2 separate regions of the Homo sapiens genome follow, and region 2 is linked to region 1. Evidence: chromatin loops called from intact Hi-C (ENCODE). Cell type or tissue: MCF 10A. All regions are shown on one strand.

Region 1 (5,000 bases):
AATTAAGGTTCTAATAAATCTGACTGGCCTTTGACTTCTCAAATCTTAATGTTTACCCAACACAAAGAAATGATGTTGAATCCAGGCACCATCACAACTAATTACAAGTTTGGTGACCACAGATCAAGGATTTCAAATAGTCTGTCTCATCGTTGCTGTAAATAACACATGTCAGTCCAGATGTCTTAATAGTTGGTTTCAAGAACATAATACAAGATGAAACAAGCAGTCAGTGGCTGTACAAATATAATATTTTTTCCACCATAATGTTACCACTATTAGTAAAAAACACAGGAAGTCAGAAAGTGACTAATAATGTCCTACTGCTGCTGTCCGTAGGGAGAGAAAAAGAGAAATAATTAGAAAATAAAACCTGAGAGCCAGTTTTCAAAATCTCAACCTGATATCCCCAGCTGCCTCACATGCATGTCTATGTATTCTGTGGTCACACAAGGTGACACTGGAATTTTAGCAATGTTGGGAACAGCTGTTTTGTCTGGGACCATTACCCCCATGAGGGACAAGTGGCAATAAACATGATTAACTAGCCATGTCTCCATTTTATAGGTCTTATGTGTCTATATTTTTAAATCTGAGAAAGTGTCATCTTACTTTTTTTTAAGAAATGAAATTCCTATTCCCATTGACTCAAATAAATTGTTAGGTTCATTTTCTCTGAAGATATTACATTGCACAGACTTTAGTCATTTAACAGAAGAGATTGTGGTTCTCTTGCTGAAAGGAAAACTGAGCAACATGACTAAGCCCTGATCAGTTCAAGCTTCTAGAAGGGATGTTAAGAATTTGAATTGGATTCCCATTGATACATGATGAGCTTCAAAATGCATGTAGTCACATTCAAGGTATTCTGAGGGTATTTTAACAAGTGATCAAATGTTTCACTGAGACAGTTTTTGTCATCTGCTTTATTCAGCAGTCCAAAAATGTGTTTTGGGACACTAAATTGTTTTAGAGGTGGGTCCTGCTATATGCTGAAAATAATAACTTTCCTTTCAGTTTTCAGTGCATAGTAAATAAAGTTGGAGACGGAAGATACTCAAGTTGAGAACAGCGATGGATAAGGGGGCACAAGTGCCGGAAGGCACTTAGTTCTATGGCGTTTTGAGGGTATGTATTTTCATTGCCCCAACTGTTCAACTGACTCAACCTATAGCCTATCAGAAAGGAAACATCAGATTTAGCTGTGGGGAAAAAGAAAAGACTTAGATGTGATGAAATTCTCCATCTCTAATGACCAAAGTGATATCCAGTGGATTCAGACAAGACTGAAATTAAATGGGCTACAATCAAACCTTTGTCAATTTTGTTTTCTTTCAGCAAACAAGCCTATTCCCCGTCCACTCAAAGACTAAAGATAATGGGCTAAAAACAATATTACCTTCAGAATAATTTATTTGAATCAGTAGGAACAGTAATTTCATCACATAAAAAAATCAAACCGCTGCAGATACACACACACACACACACACACACACACACACACACACACACTTACAAAACGGAGATGTAACTGGTTATTTCATGGCTACGTGTATCTCTCCACTTGCCCCCCAACCCTTCTTTTCCATTCTTATAAGGCCCTATATGATGAAGCCATTCAGCTCCCAAATCTTTTCTGGCACTATTCTTTTCTTAGCTCCTTTATGTTTATTGAATACATCAAGCTTTTCCCCACCTGAAGCTCTTTGCAAGTCCTGATATTTCTGTTTGGAAAGTTCTTGCTCTGGCCCTTACATGGCCAGCTCCTTCTCAAGGAATGTCTTCTGCTCAGAGACACCTCCCTGGACCACCTCAATTAGATGGTAATGAGAAGAACATCTCCTCCTTCCAAATCATTATCACATTACCCAGTTTATTCCCCCCATAGCACCTCACTCTAAACCGAAATTGTTTTGTCTATTTATTTAACTGCTTATTAACCATTGGTGTACTGCCTCACCACAGACAGTAAGTTATAAAGAAAGGTAGAGACCTTATCTGTAGTTTGTTGTTGCTTTGTGTTTTTAACCACTGTATATTCAATGTTTGTAATAGTGATTAACACATAGTAGATAGGCCATAAGTATTTGTTTAGTAAATAAATTAAATTTTACACCCTAAATTTACTCTTTTAATTGTGCAAACTGATGTATAATTGTAACTTTCAGGACTGTGCAATGATTCATGCTTTAAAGGTAGAAGAAGTTCTACACTGAAGTTAAAATTAAAATAGAAACATGAATGTACATGTTTCAAATCAGACTTGTTTTAGAAAAGAAGCATATGTTTTGTTGGAGTAAGCTCCCAAAAATTAATGCTGCAGAGTTTTATTGGTATTGTACAATAGAAGGGCATTTTAGAGATCCATGAAGTAGGTATGGATTTTTACCTCAAAAGAGCATCAAGTTGACATTGAAAATGACTGCTGATGAAATAGCACTTATATTTAAATTTCAAGGTAAGCATAAATGTAACAAAATCCTGAAAATAATTTTTTAAAAATCATATGGATTTATAAGCTTCAAACATCGAAAAATTTCCATTCCTCTGACATCCTTCAAAGAGCTATTGTCATTCTTTGACTAGAGCTTTTCCTATGGAAACAGTAGATGGAGCTGTTGCCCCATGTTACAAAATTTTTTGAATTTCTGTTTTCAACTGAAATTGCTATGCACACAAATGTGACAAATGGAGCCCACTGCTCAATTCTCATACTGCAATAATGAAACAATGCATAAAAACAATACCAGAAGAAAAAAAGAAAGAAAATAAAAAGTCTTGCCTGTAGCAGAAGAAATAATAACACAATTTTAAATTAGTGTGGTTTTTAATAAACGCTTTTTCCAGTAATGATGAATGAGAAGTAAAGTTAATGTCAAATGGATGGGCTAATACCTACTTCCTTTAATGGCTCATTAGTTAAATTCTCCTACTTTCTCTCCTGCTCCGCCTCATTTCCAGCTGCTTTCCTCTCTTTTCTAAAGGAACTGAAAACCAGAATACTTTGAAATAAACAAAGGCATTCCAAGTCTTGAGACTTTCCAAGTCTCATTATCATAACATAAGTCTATTACTTTCCACTGCTTATGCTACTCAGATAACTGGAAGGTTTTTAAAAAAGACAAGCTTTTATTGGAGTGTGAGGAAGGACAGTTGAGACTTAGAGAACATCACAACTAATAAAATGCAACAGCTCAGATGGTAAAGGAACAAGCCCCACAAGCAAGGAAGAGGCTGTAAATCTCGGGAGAAAAAACATCACTGACTCTTTAGACCTGGTTGTTATTGTTACCTAATTGGGAATAACTTTTGGATCTCTTCATGACGTATCTAGAATAAGTGTGACATATGCAAAGTGATCTTTTATTTCAGCAATTCATTGATAGACATTCAAATTTCTGTTAACTAGATTTTTGGAGAACTGTAAAGAGAGAAAAGAAGTGTTGGTTTAATTACTGATTGAAGACAATCTCTTCTCTCTACAGTGTGAATGGGTGTTCAGAATAATAACAGTGGAACTAAGATACATTTAGATAGAGCTTTACATTTAGAAGAAAGTTCTTTCATATCAATGACATTGGGCTCTTGTAGCCACTGTGGGAAAAAGTAGGTGGGGTAGGTGCTATTATTTCAAATTTACAGAAAAGAAAATGGAGACAAGGAAACATTAAGAAAATTGTTCCAGGACAAGCTAGTGAGGAGAAGGACTAAGTTCCTCACCGCCATCCTATGCTATCCTATACCATCTCGCTGTCTGGAGTCAGGATAGTGCCATTGATTGCAACGGAAAACTCAAACATTGTTCTAGGTATGATGTTTGAGGAAGAATAATCTTAGTTGAACTGTAAACTAGAAGCTTGTCTTTCACACCTGAAGTCTGGCAGAATAAAGGTTTAGGGATCAGTTCCTGTGTTTCAGTTCTGTCTTCACTGCTTGTGTCATCTTGGGTAAGTTACTTGACATTTCCAAGTATCATTTACCCCATTATAAAATGAAGATAATTTCTACTTTTCAAGATAGTTGTAAGGATTCCCTAAGACACTGGAAATACAGTACTTAATGCAGAGCTCGTGATGGTAATACATTCTCCTGGTCTGCTTCATCCCTCTTTCCTCTGAACCTGTTTCCTCAGGAGTTAGTGCTATTTCCTTCCCGAGGGAGATGCTTAGCCCTCTCATACTGAAAAACTGTTCTCAGTCGTAATCTTTATGTATTGAAATAAATCCAAGAGATCTCTATGTAATAGTTTCCCTCCAATGAAGAATATTCGCTTAGGACAAGATAGCAGAAGTTACATGGGACACTTTGGGAGCTTTTTCCTTTGTATAGGTAAGATCAGCTCTGGTTTTTAACAAGGAATTGGACAAATACTTTACAAAAATACATTGTAGCTAGCTCTGTTAACCAGGTTAGTCACTGTTCAATGACAAGCACTCTGATTAAGAATAGTTTCATTATATGCATATTGCATGTGTATAAATTTCAAATAAGTCCTAAAGACACAAAAAGTTGCTATTGAATAATAGTTAAGCTAAATTGGAGTGATATACATGACTTTCCATGAAACACTGATTCACAAAGATAATTTAATAATGTTAGTTTAATAAAACTAGTGTTAGTAAATTTTCCATTATTAGAAATCTTTTTTCCCTAGGAGATATAATGTCTCAGGGGACAAAACGTTGTCCTCTTACACACACACACACACACACACACACACACACGCACACACTTAGCTATTTGTCAGAAATTATTTTGGTAAACAAGTTGTCCTTTTGGTACAAACATTTTGTAAGAAACTGAGAATATACTAATTTGGCTTCAGAACAAATAATCAAGTAGAAGGACTGGTTAAAACACTTTATTTGAATTGCTTCAGGCCATTGGGGACTTAGAGTCCCTTCAATTCAAGATTTTTAAAGTCTTCACTGACACTCCCCCGAATAACAACACTATGTTTGATTTCAGAAACATCTTAAACCCCCAAAGGGAAGAACATT
Region 2 (5,000 bases), 1.1 Mb after region 1:
AGAAAAAACTTTGTACATGTTCAATACAGACGTCATTTTTTTCTGAATATTTGATTTGTGGTTGGTTCAATCCACAGAGATGAAACCCATGAATACTGACGGCCAACTATATGTGTTTCTTTGGTTCAGGTATCTTTCTTGGGTTTAGGCTGGCGTAGCCAGTTTCTGAGTGGCATTTTTTACTTGGCTATTCCAAAGAAATCTCAGGTGAAGCTGCTCACACTTCAATTCCCAGTATTATTCTCCACAATGCTGCTTGTTTCCTCTCCTTGAAATTCCTAACTCTGCTAATGGTACTACAATCTTGTTCCCGTAACTAAAACCATTGGATCCATCTTCTAGTCATCCTTATCTTACTCTTAACCTTCCATGATTTTACCTCCACCACTCACCCAGGCATTCATTCTGTCCTGGTTAAATTAGGGGAACAACCTCATTGGTTATTTCATGCACTTACCTCACATGTGTTGGGCCTGTGTCCTAGGACCTGTGCTAGCACTAACATGTGCTAGGCTACATTTTTACCTAATATGTGCTAGAGCTAGGCCCTGTTAATGTAACATGGTGCTAGGCCCTGCTTTAGAAGAACCAATGGTGCATAAGAAATGCAGTCTGGGACAGGCACAGTGGCTCATGCCTGTAATCCCAGCACTTTGGGAGGCCAAGGCGGGCAGATCATGAGGTCAGGAGTTCAAGACCAGCCTGATGAAACCCCATCTCTACTAAAAATACAACAATTAGCTGGGTGTGGTGGCGTGCACCTGTAGTCCCTGCTACAGGTGCTGAAGCAGAAGGAGGAAGATCCCAGCTACAGGTGCTGAAGCAGAAGAATTGCTTGAACCCGGGAGGCAGGGTTTGCAGTGAGCCAAGATCGTGTCACTGCACTCCAGCCTGGGTGACAGATCAAGATTCCATTTAAAAAAAAAAAAAGAAAGAAGAAAAGAAAAGTAGTCTGCCTAGACATTCTTTTAGTCAAAGGGAGGAGGCAAGGTGAAACAAAAAATTACTTGAGTACAATTATGATGAGCACTTCAAATAGTAAGTACAGGGTGCTATTTTAACCTAAAAACTGAAGAATCAAGGAAGGCTTCCTGGAGAAAGTGACATATAATTAAAACTGGCAGTGTGCGGTACAATAAATGCTCCAGGCAGAGGAAACAATTTGTGCAAAGGCCTTGAAGCAAGGAAGAGCTTGGGGCATCGAGTTCAGCAGGGCTGGAAGGAGAAGAGTAAGACCAAGTATAGAGTAATGGTCTGGTGAGAGAGGCCATGATTAGAGCCTATAGGGCCACATGGGCAGCCATTGAAGGGTTCTAAAAAAGTGAAATGATTCAATTTTAAATTTTAAGATAGTTTGCCTTCTGTGGGTAGAATAGATGGCCAATGCCGTGGAGGAGACCAGTGCAGTGCTTCAACCCTGAAACATTGATGGCTTTAGGTAGGATGATTAGACTAAAGATGAGAAAAATTGGTGGATACAAGGTAAATTGAAGAGGTAGACAAAACTATGTGAGAATTTAGGAAGACAAAGGGGTCAAGGATGATGCTTGCTTTCTGAGTTGAGGAGCTGGGTAGTAAGTGGTACTGTTCTCCTCCATCTGCCCCCTTAATCCAATTTTCATGCCACATCAAAAGAGTAATCTCTAAGATAAAGTTTAATCCCACAATTTTCTGCTTAAAACCCTCCCATGCTTCTCCAGTACTGACAGGATAACACAGAAAGAACTAAGATAGCTGTGCTTAGTGTGATCCAAAGGCCCTGCTCATAAGGGCTGTAGCCTACCATTCCCATCACGGCTCATATTTACTCTCCTATGCAGCAGCCACACAGTTAATTTTCCTGAATATTTTTGATCTGTGGTTGGTTCAATCCACAGATGTGAAACCCATGGATATTCTTATTTTGAGGGGTAAAATTCCTATTTATCCTTAAAATGCTGCTTAAATGATGTATTCTCCAATAACTCTTTCCTAATATCTCAGTTATTGAATATATGAATATTATAGCCCTTCTCACAACAGATTGAAAATACTTGGTTATATCTGTGAACCTCCCCAATTCCCCAGTGTTGCTTTTTAGACTAGCCAGGTTTTACTTTATCTTTTTAATCTGTTGTAATGAACTACAGTGGTATCTAGTATACAGTATGTGTTCAAAACACTTTCATTAAAGAAATCACTTTTACTGGGGAAATAACATACCAGCACTGTCCAATAAAATTTTTTCAATGATAGAAATGTTTTATATTTTCACTGTTCAGTATGGTAGGTGCTAGGAAAATGTGGCTAGTGCAATTGAGAAGTGAATTTTGGATTTTATTTGATTTTAGTTAATGTACATTTAAATTGAAATAACAACTATGTTGGACAGTAGTGTAATAAATGATATTCATGTTTCTATAAATGCCAACCAAAAACTATTATAGAATACTAAAAGAAGGAGAATTAGGACAAATGTTAAAGTTCAAAAAATACATCATGAATAGGTTATTACATAATTGAATTCTAGATACAACGACTCGTCCGTTTTTAATAATGACATGGCAATAGTTAATCTAATCTGACTGTCATATTTGATTATTCTTTTTGCTCCATCCATACATCCCACTTCTGTTTATTATCTCCCTCATTATCTCTTCATTTATAATCTTTCACTTTTGCTTCACTTGTACTATCTTTTTGGTTTTCAATGCTTTGAAATTCAAATTTCCTTTAGTTCCATTGGTGAACTTTGAAACACATTTAATAAAACCTGTTGCTATAGTTGAATACTAGATTTCCTGATTCAGTCGTGACATAAGAAAACGAAGATTCAATTTGTATCATGAACTTCTTCATTTCCCTGTCGGGGTATCAGAAAGTTTTTCACACTTAGTATTATTCTGGCAAAAGGTACTTCGTTGCTCCCTGCCCCTCCCCCACGGTCAAATGTGTAGTTAGAAAATGTGGTCATTGCAAACCTTAGCCACTAGATGGCACTAGTGAGCCAGTAGGGTGAAATGTTTACTGGGCCGGCTGCGGAATCTGATGGGTTCAAAATCAAGGTGGGGAGTAAGAGTAAATATGTGAAATAAGTCAATGCTTCATTTTTTTTTTAAGGCAAATAGTTGGGGAAAAATAAAACGTCCTCTCTTCATGCAAGTACAATGTTTAATGATTAAACTAGCATCAGTTACAGCTTACCTCTCCTCTTCCTTGCTCCACTGTCACAGCTTCCCACCAGCTGCACAGGCCTTCTCCACCCTTCTTCAGTACTACAGGCCGACTGCAACCTCAGAGCTTGTGTGCAGGTTCTTTCTGCTTTGACTATCCCCCGCTTCCTCCCCCTCAAACATGTCTGCATGACTCATGTCTTTCCCGCCTTCAATCTTTTCTCAAACCTCACATTCTCAGACCCCACTGACTGCCCCTCAAACACTCCCACCCCTTCCTCTCCTTTATCTTTCTCCAAAGCACTTTCCTGTCACCTTGTAACATCTATACATGTTTTTAGCTGATTTATTTTTCTCTTTTGGCTAGATCTGTTTTTGAATTACCCTATTTCTTAAGATCGCAGAGAATGAAGATGATTTTGCAAAAATACTGTAGACGTTGTGTGTGGGGCGGGGGTGGAGGTGGGGGGTGGATCCTCTAGCAGTAGATAGCCGTGTCCAGTTAGGAGCAGAAAGATAGGGAGGTTAGCTACTACAGTTACCTTAAAAATTAGTCAAAAGATGTTTCCAGGGTATCATGTAATGACTAAGTTTGGCCTTGGAGGGCTATATCTGACTTACTAAGATCCTATAGGACCATTTTTTAGAATCCCCCAATGTGCCCTACACACATCCTCACTCTGGTTCAGGAAGAAGCTGATTAAATAGTTGTTTTCCTTTGACCAACCACATCTTTCTATTACTGAATTTTATCTTCTTAATGACTATCAGTTTGGTCTGCCTACAAACAGCCAAACAAAATGAAAAGCAAAAGTCAATAATTTTTTAAACCTAGAGATGTCAACAACTTTTTGTTTTGTTCCACAGTAAATTTATGAAGCCTTGGATTCATTGTGCTTCTTGGAGACAGAAATCCACTACACAAATTATTATTATTTTTAAAAAGGAAGATGGCAGGGGAAATCATAGATTCACAGGTGCAAACTGGTCCAGGGTTTTCAGCTTTTTAGTAGTAATGTCAAACGGTACAGCTGCTTTAACTATTTTATCAAAGGTGACTTGGCATTCTTTGAAGAGTCTATCTCAGAAAATAGGTCGATTTATGCTTATACCAAAAGCAAAATAGCTTTAGACATTAAAATAACAATTGATTTTCTGCCATCTCATCTTTATGAATTCCCCAGTAGTGGGATCTTTCTAGGTACTTCTCAGTGCCACTTATAGAATTCATTCATTCAACAAATATTTACTGGGCACCCAGCATATCCCAGTCACCTTGTTAAATACTACACATAGAAAAGGCTAAGTAAGAATAGTCGATGTCTCTTGACTCCTAAAATGGTCATAAAGATGATAATTTGAGGAATTACAGTACACAGGATGCCCACTCTAAGCTGAGAAGCCCTGGCTGCTCTGGGAGTACCTTAGGGAAGAGTGTGTCAGTGGAAGATTTCCAGAGGGATGTCCAGGTTGAGGTGTAAAGGAGAAGCAGGACTTCCACCAATGAAGAAGGGGAGAGTGTGTCCTGGGAACCACATGTGGGAAAATCCAGGGAGCAAAGAGAACTGGGAATAACCAAGAAGGTGACCGTTTCAGAAAGGGTAAAGTGTAAAGTTGGGGATAAGTAGAGGTGGGTGATTCAGCAGGAGGAGGGGTAATATATGATGAGGTAAGCAAGGATCTTGACTTTATATTAGGGGCAAGGGAAATTTATGACAATGTTTTAAATGCTTGCTATGCCTGCAGTTTGGAGAAAGGGTTGAAAGAAAGAGAGCTGAAGACAGGGAGGCCTACCACAATCTAAATGATGTAATTAGGGAAGGGATGAAGAATCATAGGATGTAGATT

Evidence for each region. Peaks named below come from ENCODE experiments on the same cell type or tissue, not always from the same donor. Only the 100,000 strongest peaks of a DNase experiment are listed, where the experiment ranks them.
Region 2: it touches region 1 in a loop (2.7-fold over the local background); 10 of 110 quality-filtered maps call a loop at or near these places.

Annotation. Positions count from the first base shown.
Region 1 is chr6:70,106,054-70,111,053 of GRCh38, reverse strand. The region is part of intron 16 of COL19A1 (collagen type XIX alpha 1 chain); the gene reads right to left. Among named protein-coding and RNA genes, the nearest start is that of COL9A1, 190 kb to the left of the region's middle. In MCF 10A, a CTCF peak has its summit at 2,602 (motif pointing right); no DNase peak of the experiment used is centred here.
Region 2 is chr6:68,966,221-68,971,220 of GRCh38, reverse strand. All of the region lies in intron 8 of ADGRB3 (adhesion G protein-coupled receptor B3), which reads right to left. Among named protein-coding and RNA genes, the nearest start is that of ADGRB3, 330 kb to the right of the region's middle. RefSeq lists an enhancer at 2,850-3,144. In MCF 10A, a CTCF peak has its summit at 2,966 (motif pointing right); a DNase peak (open chromatin) is centred at 2,950.